Linked DNA regions of Homo sapiens: region 1 is linked to region 2. A link is an interaction called in ENCODE POLR2A ChIA-PET data of the cell type or tissue named here. Cell type or tissue: Caco-2. All regions are shown on one strand. Links, peaks and the distances in the headings refer to the core of each region. The heading gives the core; the rest is flanking DNA. Region 1 overlaps HEATR3-AS1 (HEATR3 antisense RNA 1). Region 2 has its middle 21 kb from the start of ZNF423.

What was found. ChIA-PET counts read pairs that join two places held together with the same protein. Peaks named below come from ENCODE experiments on the same cell type or tissue, not always from the same donor. Only the 100,000 strongest peaks of a DNase experiment are listed, where the experiment ranks them.
Region 1: POLR2A ChIA-PET joins it to region 2 with 5 read pairs; 3 of 35 experiments call an interaction of 5 or more read pairs at or near these places.

What each region holds. Positions count from the first base shown.
Region 1 is chr16:50,037,900-50,044,050 of GRCh38, forward strand. HEATR3-AS1 (HEATR3 antisense RNA 1) reads right to left here. Exons shown (of 3, transcript NR_186390.1): 3 at 5,941-6,151. Among named protein-coding and RNA genes, the nearest start is that of CNEP1R1, 16 kb to the left of the region's middle. RefSeq lists silencers at 1-185, 485-685, 2,145-2,345. In Caco-2, for the core only: no CTCF peak of the experiment used is centred there; a DNase peak (open chromatin) is centred at 2,342.
Region 2 is chr16:49,873,380-49,881,027 of GRCh38, forward strand. No RefSeq gene overlaps it. Among named protein-coding and RNA genes, the nearest start is that of ZNF423, 21 kb to the left of the region's middle. RefSeq lists a silencer at 3,378-3,537. In Caco-2, for the core only: a CTCF peak has its summit at 3,482 (motif pointing left); a DNase peak (open chromatin) is centred at 3,382.

The sequences.
Region 1 (6,151 bases), core at 1,267-3,766, 160 kb after region 2:
TGTTAAGAATGTAGACTGTTAGGCCAAACTGCCTGGATTTGAATCTCAGATCTGCTCCTTGGTAGTTTTGTAACTTCAGCTAAATTATGCAACCTTAGTTTCCTCATTTATTAAGTGGGCATAATGCCAGTTTCTTTGGTACAGAGAGATAATATATAGGATACAGGCATAATGCTAATCTTCCAGGCTTATTTCAAGTCTTAAAGTGTTAATTCATGTAAAGCACTTAAATAGTGCCTAGCTGCAGAGTCAATACTCAGTAAGTGTGTTAACCCAAATCTTTAAGGGGGAAAAAAAAAACGTTGTTACAACTTTGCCCAAAGTCAACATCTTAGTTGAGATAACCATGAGGAAATTTTACCTAATCTTTTGAACCAAGCAAACTCCTGAAAACTGGACTAAAGGCAAAGAGAGGATATTTGGCCTCTCATTCTGAAAATGGTGTTTGGTGTTTTCCTGAAGAACCTCTCTGAAAACATTCAAGCTCGTGACTATCTGATAGTGCTGCTTTTTGAGACGCTCTTTTCTCCTTTAGAACTAGCCATCTTGATTGGCATTTTATAAAGATTTAACAATCCTTCTAACTGACAAATACCCTGCCCTCAGCAACTGAGGTTTCTCTCGCTTCCTGTCCTGTTGAAACCATAGAAGTTTGAGTCTTATTCTTCAGCTCTAAACTTTCTCTATGCTTTTACAAAGGGTAAGTATAATTTCTTTTTTTCCCACCAAAGCTAGGAAGTGCGTCTTGTCTGCTTCATCATGGAACACATTAAAATCTGATGTTTTTAGTGTACCACTGATACCTGCTATGCCAGTCTGACTGTATGAGAGACAGAGAAAAATAAAAAGATATTTGTTACCATATTTTAAAGGGACAGAGAAAAATAAAAAGATATTTGTTACCCTATTTTAAAGTGTGTTCATCACTTTATAGACTCACTTTTACATGGCAAGTGTTTTGCTGGGTATTAATGTGTAAGAAAATTAGCTGGGTGTAGCACACACCCACAGTCTCAGCTACTCAGGAGGCGAAGGTGGGAGGATTGCCTGAGCCTAGGAGTTCAAGGCTGCAGTGAGCTATGACTTGTGTGACTGGACTTCAGCCAGGGTGACAGAATAAGACTGTCTCCAAAAAAAAAAAAAAAAAAATCAAAATGAATTTCTGCCTCTCAGAACCTCAGAACTTGTTATCTGGTGGGGAGTACAGACCAGTGGTCAAGTGGTCAAGCAGTTACCATGCGGTTTAAGTGCTATGAAAAGTAAAAATGTAGGATGCTACAGGAGTCCATGGGAAGAGGATCCAGCCAGACCAGCTTTCCAAAGTAGGTGATTAGCAAACATCTGGTTGCCCTTAGAGGGAGAAGTTTTGCGGGGGAGGGGGCTGTGACAAGAGAAAACGGGAAGGAAGTAGGAACCAGAACATGGCATTTCACGAGGGCAATGGGAAGCCATCAGAGTGTTTTCAGTTAAGGAAGTGACAACTGGATTTGCATTTGTGATGACAGGGCAGGACCTGGGAGGCCAGTTGGGAGTGGCTGCTATAGCCCAGATGAGATATGTGGGCCCCAGAACTACAGTTCAGGGAGTGGAATCAGAACTAAAACCTTTAAAAAAAAAAAAAATCTTTGCCTGGGCTTACCCAAAAACCTCTTAGAGGGCAAATGATAGGTCAGCCTTGGCAAGTGGGGAATTTTTTTAATATTAAAAAAATAATCTGGGTGTGGTGGCTCATGCCTGTAATCCTGGCACTCTGGGAGGCCGAGGCAGGTGGATCACCTGAGGTCAGGAGTTCGAGACCAGCCTGACCAACATGGTGAAACCCCGTCTCTACTAAAATACAAAAATTAGCCAGGCATGGTGGCTAACACCTGTAATCCCAGCTACTCAGGAGGCTGAAGCAAGAGAATCGCTTGAACTTGGGAGGAAGAGGTTGCAGTGAGCCAAGATCGCGCCATTGGACTCTAGCCTGGGCAACAAGAGCAAAACTCTGTCTCAAAAAAAAGGAAAAAAAAAAAACTTTTAATGTCAAATGAATAGGACTTCGCAGAGGACAAAAGAAGAAGCAATTGAGCATAAAGCCTACCACCAGCACCACTTCTTCCATCATATTTAGCCTGTTACAGAAATAAAAGTTCCATGATCACCAATATTTGGGAACTACTACATCCTCCTCCTGGAGATTGTTCATGCTGTAAAGCATATTAAAAGCTCCATGTTGGCTGGGCACGATGGCTAATGCCTGTAATCCCAGCTGCTTGGGAAGCCAAGGCAGGCAGATCGCTTGAGCTCCGGAGGCCGGGGCTGCAGTGAGCTATGATTGTACCACTGCATTCCATCCTGAGCGACAGCGTGACACTCTGCCTCAAACGAATGAATGAATGCATGCATGAATGTCCCGAGTGGCCCTGCAGTAGAGAAACCTGTTAAACTGCCTGCTTTTCTGCCATTTCACCAAAGACTTGTTCACATTATTTGGGGGACAGAGAGTGTTTGTTGTGGTTTCTGTCTGTCCAGTTGCTCTTTTTTAATTGGAGAAGAGGCATGCAAATGTATTGAACATCCCACAGAGAGAATCACAGAGTGGTTGCCTTGCCCAGCTCCCTCTGAGCACCCGTGCTAGATTTGGGGAATGCTGGCTATGTCAGTCCATCCTCTCTCAGGACAACCCAGAAAACTTTGGACTCCTGCATTTGGGACCCAGGCATGCGAGGAGGTGGTAAAGCTGTGTTTCCGTGGCAGGGCACTCAGTGGGACTCAGTGGTGGTGGCATCAGTTTCCTCATCCGACCAGTTCCGTAAGATGGGTTTGGGCATTTTTTTTCTTCTGGAACTTTAGCCTTGAACCAGTCTCTCTAGACCACTCCAAAATCCTGAAGTACCCAATATCCTTTAAATAATTGGCTTTCAGTTTACTCAAAGTCAGCTTCTCTTGCTTGCTTGACTGCTAGAGTGGTACACAGCAGTTGTGTTCCAGGAGCATGCTGTGGAGAGTTGATCTAACAGATGAGAGTGCTTCCAATCAAGCCTCATGCCATCTGGCAGGTAAGAGAGCTCAGGGCCACGTGCAGTGGAAGGACCCAGACTTGGCAGATCAATGTGGATTACAGTCCCATTTCCTCCATTAGCCAGTGGGGCAAGTGACTTATTCTCTCTGAACCTTAATTTCATTTAGGCCTATTAGATAGCTATCTTGCAGAATAGCTAGAAGGATGAAATGAAATAATGTATGTAAAAGATAGCTTTCCAGCTTTTTTTTTAAAATCACAAACTAATTTTTGAGTCGCTATTCTGAGTACTTGTTATAGGTGTATCTTGAGTACCCAAGAGTGCTGGCATCTATGGAAGATGCTCAATTGCTGTTGAACAAATGGATGAATCTTGACTTTGGTATTGAAACTGAGTTTTTATATAAATACGTAAATACACTAAAACATAAATTTTATTTATTTATTTATTTTCAGTTGGGGTCTTGCTCTGTCACCCAGGCTGCCGTGCAGTGGCACAATCATGGCTCACTGCAGCCTCCAACTCCTGGGATCAAGCAATCCTCACACCTCAGCCTCCCAAAGTGCTGGGATTACAGGCTCTCACCATTCCTAGCTAACTTTTTAATTTTTTGTAGCGACAGGGTCTCACTTTGTTGCCTAAGCTGGTCTTGAACTCCTGAGCTCAAGTGATCGTCCCACTTTGGCCTCAGATTTGTAATTTAAGTAACGGTAGAGAAACTAAAATAACTAAGTCTATTGTAAGTTCATTAAGTAAATTAAAAAAGAAATATATCCTTGCTAGAAGATGAGTTTTAAATTCTGTCTCCTACAATTATCAGATTTATTTTTTTTCCTGACCTACCCTGAAAACCATTTAAAAACAAATTGTTCTGGAATGTTTTAAACACATGCAAACATAGAGAGAGTGGTATAATGAACTCCCATCACCCAACTTGAGCAATTATCAACATATAGCCAATCTTGTTTCTTATACAGGTTCAGAATCCTTTATCCAAAATGCTTAGGACAAGAAGTGTTTCAGATTTCACATTTTGGAATATTTGCTTTATGTTTACAGGTTGAGCATTCCAACTCCAAAACTCTCTAATCTGAGTGCTGCAAAACAAGCATTTCCTTTAAGTGTCCGGTTAGCACTCAAAACATTTTGGGCCAGGCATGGTGGCTCATGGCTGTAATCCCAGCACTTTGGGAGGCCGAGGCAAGCGGATCACCTGAAGTCAGGAGTTCAAGACCAGCCTGGCCAACATGGCAAAACCCCGTCTCTACTAAAAATACAAAAATTAGCCAGGCGTGGTGGCAGGTGCCTGTAATCCCAGCTACTTGGGAGGCTGAGGAAGGAGAATCACTTGAACCTGGGAGGCAGAGGTTGCAGTGAGCTGAGATTGTGCCACTGCACTCCAGCCTGGGCGACAGAGTGGACTCTGTCTCAAAACAAAAACGTTTTGAATTTTGGAGCTTTTCAGATTTTCGATTTTCAGTTTTGAGATGCTCAGCCTACCCTATTTCAACTTGCTCCCTCACCCCCACAAAGGATTATTTTGAAGCAAATCACAGACATCACTTGATATAGAAATCTTCCAGTAACTATCTCCAAAAGTTAAGAAAAATTTTACATATAACTACAATACTATATCATACCTGAAACGCTAATAATTTTGTAGCAATTTTATACCAAATATTCTGCTTAAACTCCTCCAACTGTCCCATAAATGTATCCTTTAGAGTTGGGTTATTTGAATTGAGATCCAGAAAAGGATACTTGAATAGTAGCAATTGCACAACCTAGGACCTAGGTTTCTGAAATCCCTGTTTCTGAATTCTATCTGATTACATATGTGAACTCAATTTATGCATATGGAATACACTTTCAATAAATGACATACAGTTAGTGGATGGATGGGTACAGACATTTTTTTTAAAAAAAGGAGAGAGATAACAAAATGACGTACAGTGACTTCTGCTGAGATCTTCCACAATAAACCAGCAGCATTATCATGGTGAACATCACTACCATCTCTTCACGTGCTAACAGCCACATGGGAAATGGGACTCCAGCATGCAAGGCACAACGCATCCTTAGAGAGCACCCAGTCCCGATGACAGCATGGGGTTAGGAAGGAGACCATGAGGAAGAAAGTGGAATGGGTATGTTTAAATGTATGCAGCGATAGACAAAGATGTTGGACATTAGGGGAAAAATAATGACAAATTGATGGAAAACCAGGATAAGAAAAAAAAGGCGATTACTAATTCCAAGAACAAAGAAAGGAATTGTGGTTTAGTGGGCTTCTTAGTTCAGCAGTGAGCAAAATTTGCATTGTCCTAGAAATTTAGAGTGATTTAATAGAGAATTCCGGTACAATTTTGTGGGGCAAAGGAGAAATGTGGGAGAGAGTTTTGGAGAGCTAAGTCCTTACCTATCAGGCCAGCAAATCAAAAGATAATATATGATACTGATAAATCAGAAAGCGTGATAGCTTATCATTTGGGAATACAGAGATAATAACAGGAGAAACAGAAGGGGTCGGAGTGTTTACTTCCCATAGAGGGCTTGGGATTCTAGAGAAGGCAAGAACCTGCTGTTCTGTTCTTTTCTTCTTTCTTTTCTTTTCTTTCTTTCCTTTCTTCCTTCTTTTTCTTCTTTCTTTTCTTTTCTTTCTTTCTTTCCTTTCTTTCTTCCTTCTTTTTCTTCTTTTTTTTCTTTCTTCCTTCCTTCCAGAATTTCTTTCCTTCTCTTCTCTTCTCTTCCTCTTCTCTTCGACTGCGTCTTGTTATATTGCCCAGGATGGTCTTCAACTCCTGGATTCAAACGGTCCTCCTGCCTCTGCCCCCCAAGTACTGTGATTAGAGGCATGAGGCACCACACCTGGCCCTTAACTTTTTAAATCATGTATGCACGTGAAATACTTTTTTCTCAGTGAGGTGCCTAAGTGTGAGTTTGCTAGGTGGAGTAGTTTATTTCACAAGTGGGGAAACAGGTATAGAAAGCATATTGCCCAATTTGGGAACCCTTCCCCTGCTCTCATATTTAGTCATTTTTCTATGTTCCTCCTTTTACCTGGTGTTATCTATTAATTAAAACTTTGATTTCCTTAATTTACTAGCTCTTAGTAGCTCTATCTGATAGTAGCTACTAGCTGATAG
Region 2 (7,648 bases), core at 2,029-4,528:
CCAGAAGAGCACTCTGACTATGCACTTACCTCAGTGGATCAGAGTTATTTATGTTCCAGAAGGCTGTGAGCTCCACCCGGCAGGGGCTGTATCTTATTCCTCCTGCACTAGCACCAGCACCAAGCTCAGCACCTTGCACACAGGATTTCAGGAAGCACTGAATGAAGAAAGGAGCCTCTGGCAGCCCTGGGATGCCCCAGCAGGCCCAGTCACCAGGGCAGGCTGCTGGGGGATCTGAGCACATTCTTACACTGAGGGTTATGTGTTATTTCTCCCAGCCCATGGTCACCCCTTGCTAGGACCTTTGAAGAGCTCCTTGGCAAAGCCGAGTGGAATCTCATCATGGCAAGTGCCCCCAGTGAGCCTGGGGCTCCTCTGCCTCCTCTCTCTTCTTTCCCCCAGGACAGGAAGATCCAAAGCCAACAACCCCTTGGCCATGGAGCACCCTCTCCCCAGAAGGTCAGGGAATCCATTCCCTCTCTCTCTCTTTTTTTTTTTTTTTTTTTTTTTTGAGTCTCACTCTGTCGGCCAGGCTGGAATGCAGTGGCACCATCTCACTCAATTCACTGCACCCTCCACCTCCTGGGTTCAAGCGATTCTCCTGCCTCAGCCTCCCAAGTAGCTGGGATTACAGGTGTGTGCCATCATGCCCAGCTAATTTTTGTATTTTTAGTAGAGACAGAGTTTTGCCATGTTGGCCAGGCTGGTCTTGAGCTCCTGACCTCAAGTGATCTGCCCACCTTGGCCTCCCAAAGTGCTGTGATTGTGGGTGTGAGCCACTGCGACTGGCCCCAAGGAAGCCATTCTCAAAATCCTTCCAGCCACTTCACTGCCTGCTGTGAGTCTGCCAGAGGGGGAGGGAAGGAATGAAGACCCCCCCTCCAAGTGATGACACCAAGTTGCCCCTCCCTAGGGTGTGATTTGGCTGGATAGAAAGGATCTGGTTTGGACCATGTGAGTGCCTCACCTAAAGCAAGGCCAAACTCAGCAGGAGCAGCTTCCCTGTGGCCAGTCTGATTTTTGGTCCCCGCTTAAGGAGACTGAGGGGTCGGGGGTGGGCAAATTCCTTCTTCTGATCTCCGAACGAGCATCTGCTTGAATCACTACAGACCCCCATGCCAAGCTCAGGAACATTGGAGCCTCTGCCTCACAACTGCCTGGGACCAAACTCATTCATGCAACAAATACTTATTGGGCATCTATTATGTTCCAGGCAGAGTTCCAGGCACTAGGGATACATTAATGATCCAACAGGCAAAAATCTCTGCACTCTTGCAGCTGACCTTGTCCAGCAGGGCTTGACAAATTTTTTCTCTAAAGGCCAGAGAGTAAACATTTTTGGCTTTTCAGGCCATAAGGTCTCTGTTGAACTGACTTAACTGCCTTTGTAGTGTGAAAACACCCATGCATGGGTGTGGCTGTGTTCCAATAAAACTTTATTTATGGACACTGAAATTTGAATTCTGTGTAATGTTCATGTGTCCTGAAATATGAGTGTTTCTTTTTCTCTTCCCCAACCATTAAAAATTTGTAAAGCACTCTTAGCTCAAGGGAGGGCTGTATAAAAACAGGTGGTGCCAACCTCTGTTCTAGAGGGATAATAAAAACTGAAACTTACACAGCACTTATATGTGCCAGGTACTGTTCCAGTGCTTATGTAAATTGACTCATTCAATCCTTACACAAACCCTGGGAGGCGTGCAATCATTGCTGGCCCCACTTTACAGAGAAGGCAAGAGGCACACAGAAATTGACATAAAGTTATATTATTAGAAAATTGTGGGGCCAGGATTTGCATCCAGATCCAAAGTGTATGGTTTTATACACTATTCTATACCTTTGCCTCCAAAAAAATCCAACAAAATCATAAACAGCTGTCTTTGTTTCTTTGGTTTTTTTTTTTTTTTTTTTTTTTGAGATGGAGTCTTGCTCTGTTGCCCAGGCTGGAGCGCAGTGGCGCGATCTTGGCTCACCACAACCTCCGCCTCCCAGGTTCAAGTGATTCTCCTCCCTCAGTCTCCAGAGTAGCTGGGACTACAGGCACGTACCACCACGCCCGGCTAATTTTTGTATTTTTAGTAGAAACAGGGTTTCACTATGTTGGCCAGGCTACTCTCGAACTGACCTCGTGATTTGCCCACCTCGGGCTCCCAAAGTGCTGAGATTACAGGCGTGAGCCACCACGCCCAGTCCAGCTGTCTTTGTTTAATATCTATTATGCCCAGATACTCCGAGGCACTAAATGTACAATAAAAGAAATAGACGCAAACAGCCTTATAAGACATATGACCCACTTCACAGTGGTCAGCTCAAGGAGAGGACACCCCTTCCCTGGGCCACTCTGCCCCCCTGCTCTCAGTTTCCTTGCCTTGCCCACCTTCCCTACAGTGCCCTCCAAACACCCTGCTCCACAGCCTTCCACATGCTGGCTAAGCTACAACTTGAATTCCAAAACCAGAATGATGTCGGCATCATTGTAACACACCCAGATATTTGAGGAAGAAGATTCAAAGCTAAACAGCCCAGGAAAGAGACAAAGACTAGGGAGGTTTCCAGGGCCTGAGAAAGCCTTTTGTGGGTAGGGCTGTGGTACAGGCACGGGGAGGTGGACTCTAAAAGAACCACTTCTTTGGTGTACCTCCCTCTATTCTCCCCTCTCTCCCAATGCTAGCAAGGCCTCCGGGTCTTTAAGAGGGGAAGGGGGAAGCAGGTGAACGCTTCTCGACTTCCAGAACACGGGGGAAAATGCCTCTGGCATTAAACAAAGCCTTTTTATATTTAATGCCAGCCCGGGATTTTCAGAAAACTTTCCCCAAGAGTCACTGAATGTGTGTGCACAAAAAATTACACACCAGTGTCTAAGCAGAGTTGGATGCAGAAACACGCACTTGTGCACGCTGAAACATCCAGCTGGGTCCACGCAGCCGCGGCTGCCCGCGAACCGCGTGTTCATCTGCGTGCTCGCACGCTCGGCGGGACTTGTTGCACGCTCGGGTGCAGCCCGGGCTGGGGGAGTAGGCTCCCCCAGGAATTCCAGAGCCACGGGGGGTGGGAGGAGAAGGAAGCCGTCGCAGCGGGGGTGGGAGGAAGGAGAGGGGAGGAGGGCGAGAGAAGAGGGAGCCCCCAAGCTGGAAGAACAGGGCGCAGGCCCGAGGCCGGGGGCTCCGAGGCCCCGGTCCCCAACTGAGGAGCCGCCCAGCTGGCCGAGTAGGGGAGGACCGAGCGGCGGGAGGCAGGAGTGAGATCAGAGGGTCGAGGGGCCAGCCCAGGGGGCGGGAGGGGGCAGGGACACAGGAGGGAGCTGGGCGGGGGCCGCTTAAGGGTCAGGGTGCGGCGTGGCGGGCGAGGGGCGGGAACGGCTGGCTAGGGTTGTTCCCAGGGCAAGCAGCTGGAGACCCGCCCCGGGAGGCGTCTGAGAGGGCCGGGAGGACCAGCGGTCAGCGCGGGAGCTCGGGCGCCCCCTGCCGCCAGGCCTGGGCATGGGCCCCGCAGGCCTTGGAGATCCTCTCCAGCCGGGATCCGAGAACCCAAAGCCCCGCAAACTGCGCAGGCCCAGTAGGGGCTCGCAAACCGGGGGCCCCAGGGTTCTCACTGGCCAGCATACTTGTGTAGAACTTTGTTTTTTCTTTTTGGAGACAGGGTCTCACTCTGCCGCCCAGGCTGCAGTGCAGTGGCACAAACACAGCTGACTGCAGCCTTGACTTCCCTGCCTCAAGCCATCCTCCCACCTCAGCCTCCTGAGTAGCTGGGATTACAGGCGCACGCCATCACGCCCGGCGTTTTTTTGTTTGTTTGTTTGTTTGTTTGTGTTTTGTTTTTTGGGTTTTTTGTTTGTTTGTTTGTTTTACAGGCAGGGTCTCCCTATGTTGCCCAGGCTGGTCTTGAACTCCTGAGCTCAAGCGATCCTCCCACCTCGGCCTCCCAAAGTGTTGGGATTACAGGCATGAGCCACCGCACCTGGCCTGTTTTGTTTTTTGTTTTTTAACATGAGTCCCAGTCTTTGTAGCTGGAGCCTGGGCTCTTTAGGTCACCACATCACTCCCCAAACACCCCGCTGTAAACCCAGCCCTTCTTTCAGTCGCTCACCCAGCCCCTGAAGGCATCCCCTGCTCTAATCTTGGGAGTCAGATACACCTAGGTCCTGGGTTCCAAAATGAGCTGGGCTCCTCTCAGACTGTGTCTCCCTGAGGGAGCACCATCTGTCAAATGGGCCAATTATACCTACTCTCTCAGGCTGCCTGGGGGTTTCCCAGGGAAACACAGGTAGAAGCTTCGCCTTGAGTCAGTGCCTCCCCTCAAATAAATTGGGGTGAATATTGGGCATTCACAGTGAAGACAGGCCCAGCCAATATGATGTTCAAGAAAGCAGGTGATGCTGAGACTCAGAGCAGAGAACATTAAACCTCACAGCTGGCCAGAGGCAGAGGTGGCGCCCAGACTCACATGCTCCAGCCCCCAACCTGGGGAAACTTTCCACTGTCTCAGTCCTGAAAGCCAAAGGGTTTGTTTTCCAAAGCCAGGTTCAAGCATCTAAGTCAAAAGCAGCTTCCAATTGCTTTTCCATCCTCACTTCACTGGGCACCTTTTTAATGTGCCAAGCCCTTTACCTAAGAGAATGCTGCCTATATGCCCACTGCCCCACTGCTCAGATAGCTAAGACAAGGCTCAGTGACGGAACCTACCCCAGCCACCCAGCCACCCAGCCAGCCCAGGATTCAGCCCTTCAGCTGCGCCTCAAGTTCCTCAAGATGCTCCACCCCTGGCCAGTAAGTCAGCATTCTGGGGGGAAGTGGAGAGTTAGCTTTTTTTTTTCCCCTAATCCCCAGGTAATTACAATGTGTACCCCTGGTGAGAACCACAGTACTGAATGTCAGGCAGAAATGTTCCAGTCTGGAGTTAGCAAGCGGTGGTCCCTGGGCCCAGCCTGGCTTACTGGCACATATCCTTAAATCCCCAGAGTAGTTCATAAAATTGTGAATTCATTACTAGCAGGTAAAAGTCAGGAAATTTCTTTTTTTTTTTTATTCTCTAAGTTCTGGGGTACGTGCAGGTTTATTACATATGTATACATGTGCCATGTTGGTGTGCTGCACCCATTAGCTAGTCATTTACATTAGGTATATCTCCTAATGCTATCCCTCCCCCCTCCCCCAACCCACGACAGGCCCCAGTGGATGGTGTTCCCCACCCTGTGTCCAGGTGTTCTCATTGTTCAATTCCCACCTATGAGTGAGAACATGCGGTGTTTGGTTTTCTGTCCTTGCGATAATTTGCTCAGAATGATGGCTTCCAGCTTCATCCATGTCCCTGCAAAGGACATGAACTCATCCTTTTTTATGGCTGCATAGTATTCCATGGTGTATATGTGCCACATTTTCTTAATCCAGTCTATCATTGATGGACATTTGGGTTGGTTCCAAGTCTTTGCTATTGTGAATAGTGCCACAATAAACATACGTGTGCATGTGTCTTTATAGCAGCATGATTTGTCATCCTTTGGGTATATACCCAGTAATGGGATGGCTGGGTCAAATGGTATTTCTAGCTCTAGATCCTTGAGGAATCACCACACTCTCTGCCACAGTGTTTGAACTAGTTTACAGTCCCACCAACAGTGTAAAAGTGTTCCTATTTCTCCACATCCTCCCCAGCACCTGTTGTTTCCAAAAGTCTGGAAATTTCACACCGAAATCTGGATTTCTGATTTTTTCTCCAACAGTTGGAGAACCAGAAGACACTGATTACTGACTTATGTTCCCTTTCGCTGTGTAGACAGGGACACTCAGGGCAGAGAGGGGCAAGGTGTGTCCAGATACTCCCAGGTCGGATTCCAGGTACAGAACTGGAACTCGGAAATACCCAGGTTTCCCAACTCTGGGTCCTGTGCTCATTTTTGACCCATGCAACTACCAACTGCCACTGAATCATTCTGAGATGAACCCCCCTGTAAAGAACACCCCCTTCCCGAGACAAGCAGGAGTGGTGCCTCTGTATGTCACCTAGGAAAGCCCCACGCCCAGCAAGCCCAATGGCCTCCACTGCCACATACCGTTTCCTGCTTCAGAAACTTGCAGCAGGACATGTAACTCAGAGCCAAGAGGGTGCAGCACATGAGGCCACATCTACATGGACACTTTAAACATCCTAATACCTGCAGTTGGGTGCACTGTGCTAGCTATTGGGAGCTATCAGGGGTCAGAGTGGAAGTCCACGGGTAGAAGGGGATATTCTGGGGCAAGAGGCAGGACAGACACCAAGGAAACAGATACCCAGGTGAAAACAGCCACCTTGATTCACACTCTCAGCCCCTTGGGATGACAGAGGAGGCAGGGATCTCTTTCTCCCCGTTCTACAGAAGGGCAAATTGAGGATGGAACAGTCTTAGAAAGCAGAAGGGGAGAGCTGAGAGGGACCTTGGGATCTGAACTTGTGCATGAGTGGCAGATGTGTTTCATTTCACATGCCACCTGTGATTGACTGCTATTGCCTGCCCCAGACATTGGGGGACAACCAGTTTCCAAGCGGGCCCAATGAAAAAGAGGACCAAGATCTGTTGGTCTACAGCCACAGGCTGGGGAGGGTGAATGGGCAGGGAGATAGGAAAGTATTTCAAGCCGAGAGGATGCGCCAAGGCCTGCAGGGCCCACAGAGACTGGCACATTTGAGGAGAAACAGCGTGGCCTGGGTGGGCAGGAAGGGGGTCAGATCGGGCAGACCACGGGGCCAGTTAAGAAGCTTTGGTTCATCCTATTAATGGGAGCAGTACAAAACCACTTAAAAGGATTTTAGGGGGTAAGCAGCAACTGAGGACAGAGAGCTCCTGTAGGCTGCAGAGATAGGGCAAGACCAGTGAGAGGCCGTCCCAGCTGCCAGATGAGAGACGATGGTGCTAGGACAGTGTGGCCAGATGGGTGCGGAGACCCAGAGACCTCCCAGCCCAGCACTGGCCAGATGACAGAGGCCTGTGGGTGGCCAGCTGGGAGCAAGAGCTTCTAGTCTCATAAGTCAGATTGGGAGCTGCTTAACCCTTTCTTGGTCCCTGGCTCTTTAAAACAAACAAACAAACAAACAAACAACAGCTCAGATGCCCATGGCCAAAGTGAGTGAGGCGGTAAGGGGTACACCTGGAGCCACCCAGCATGTTTTGCTGTTTTAGTCTGTGGTCTAAAGAACCATGGACCCACCCCTCCGGCCTTAGCAGGTAGAGGGGCTGACAGTGGGCCCTCCAAGCTGACGGGATCTGCTGGATTTTCTCGCCTCTGCCATAAACCACCCACCTTCTCATTATGGCATGCAGAGGATGCAGGAAGTGTGGGCTAGACACCGCTTACCAGGTGGAGAGGATATGGAGCAAGGACATTCGTTTCTGGACATAAGTTGTTGTTGTTGTTGTTGTTGCTGTTGAGACAGGGTCTCGTTCTGTTGCCCAGGCTAGAAGGCAGTGGCGCCATCATAGCTCACTGTAGTCTCAATCTCCTGGGCTCAAACAATCCTCCCACCTCAGCCTCCCAGGTAGCTGGGACTACAGGCACACGCCACCACACTGGCTAATTTTTTAAGTTTTTTGTAGAGACAGGGTGTTGCTGTATTGCCCAGGCTAGTCTCAAACTTCTGAGCTCAAGCGATCCCCCTGCCTTGACCTCCCAAA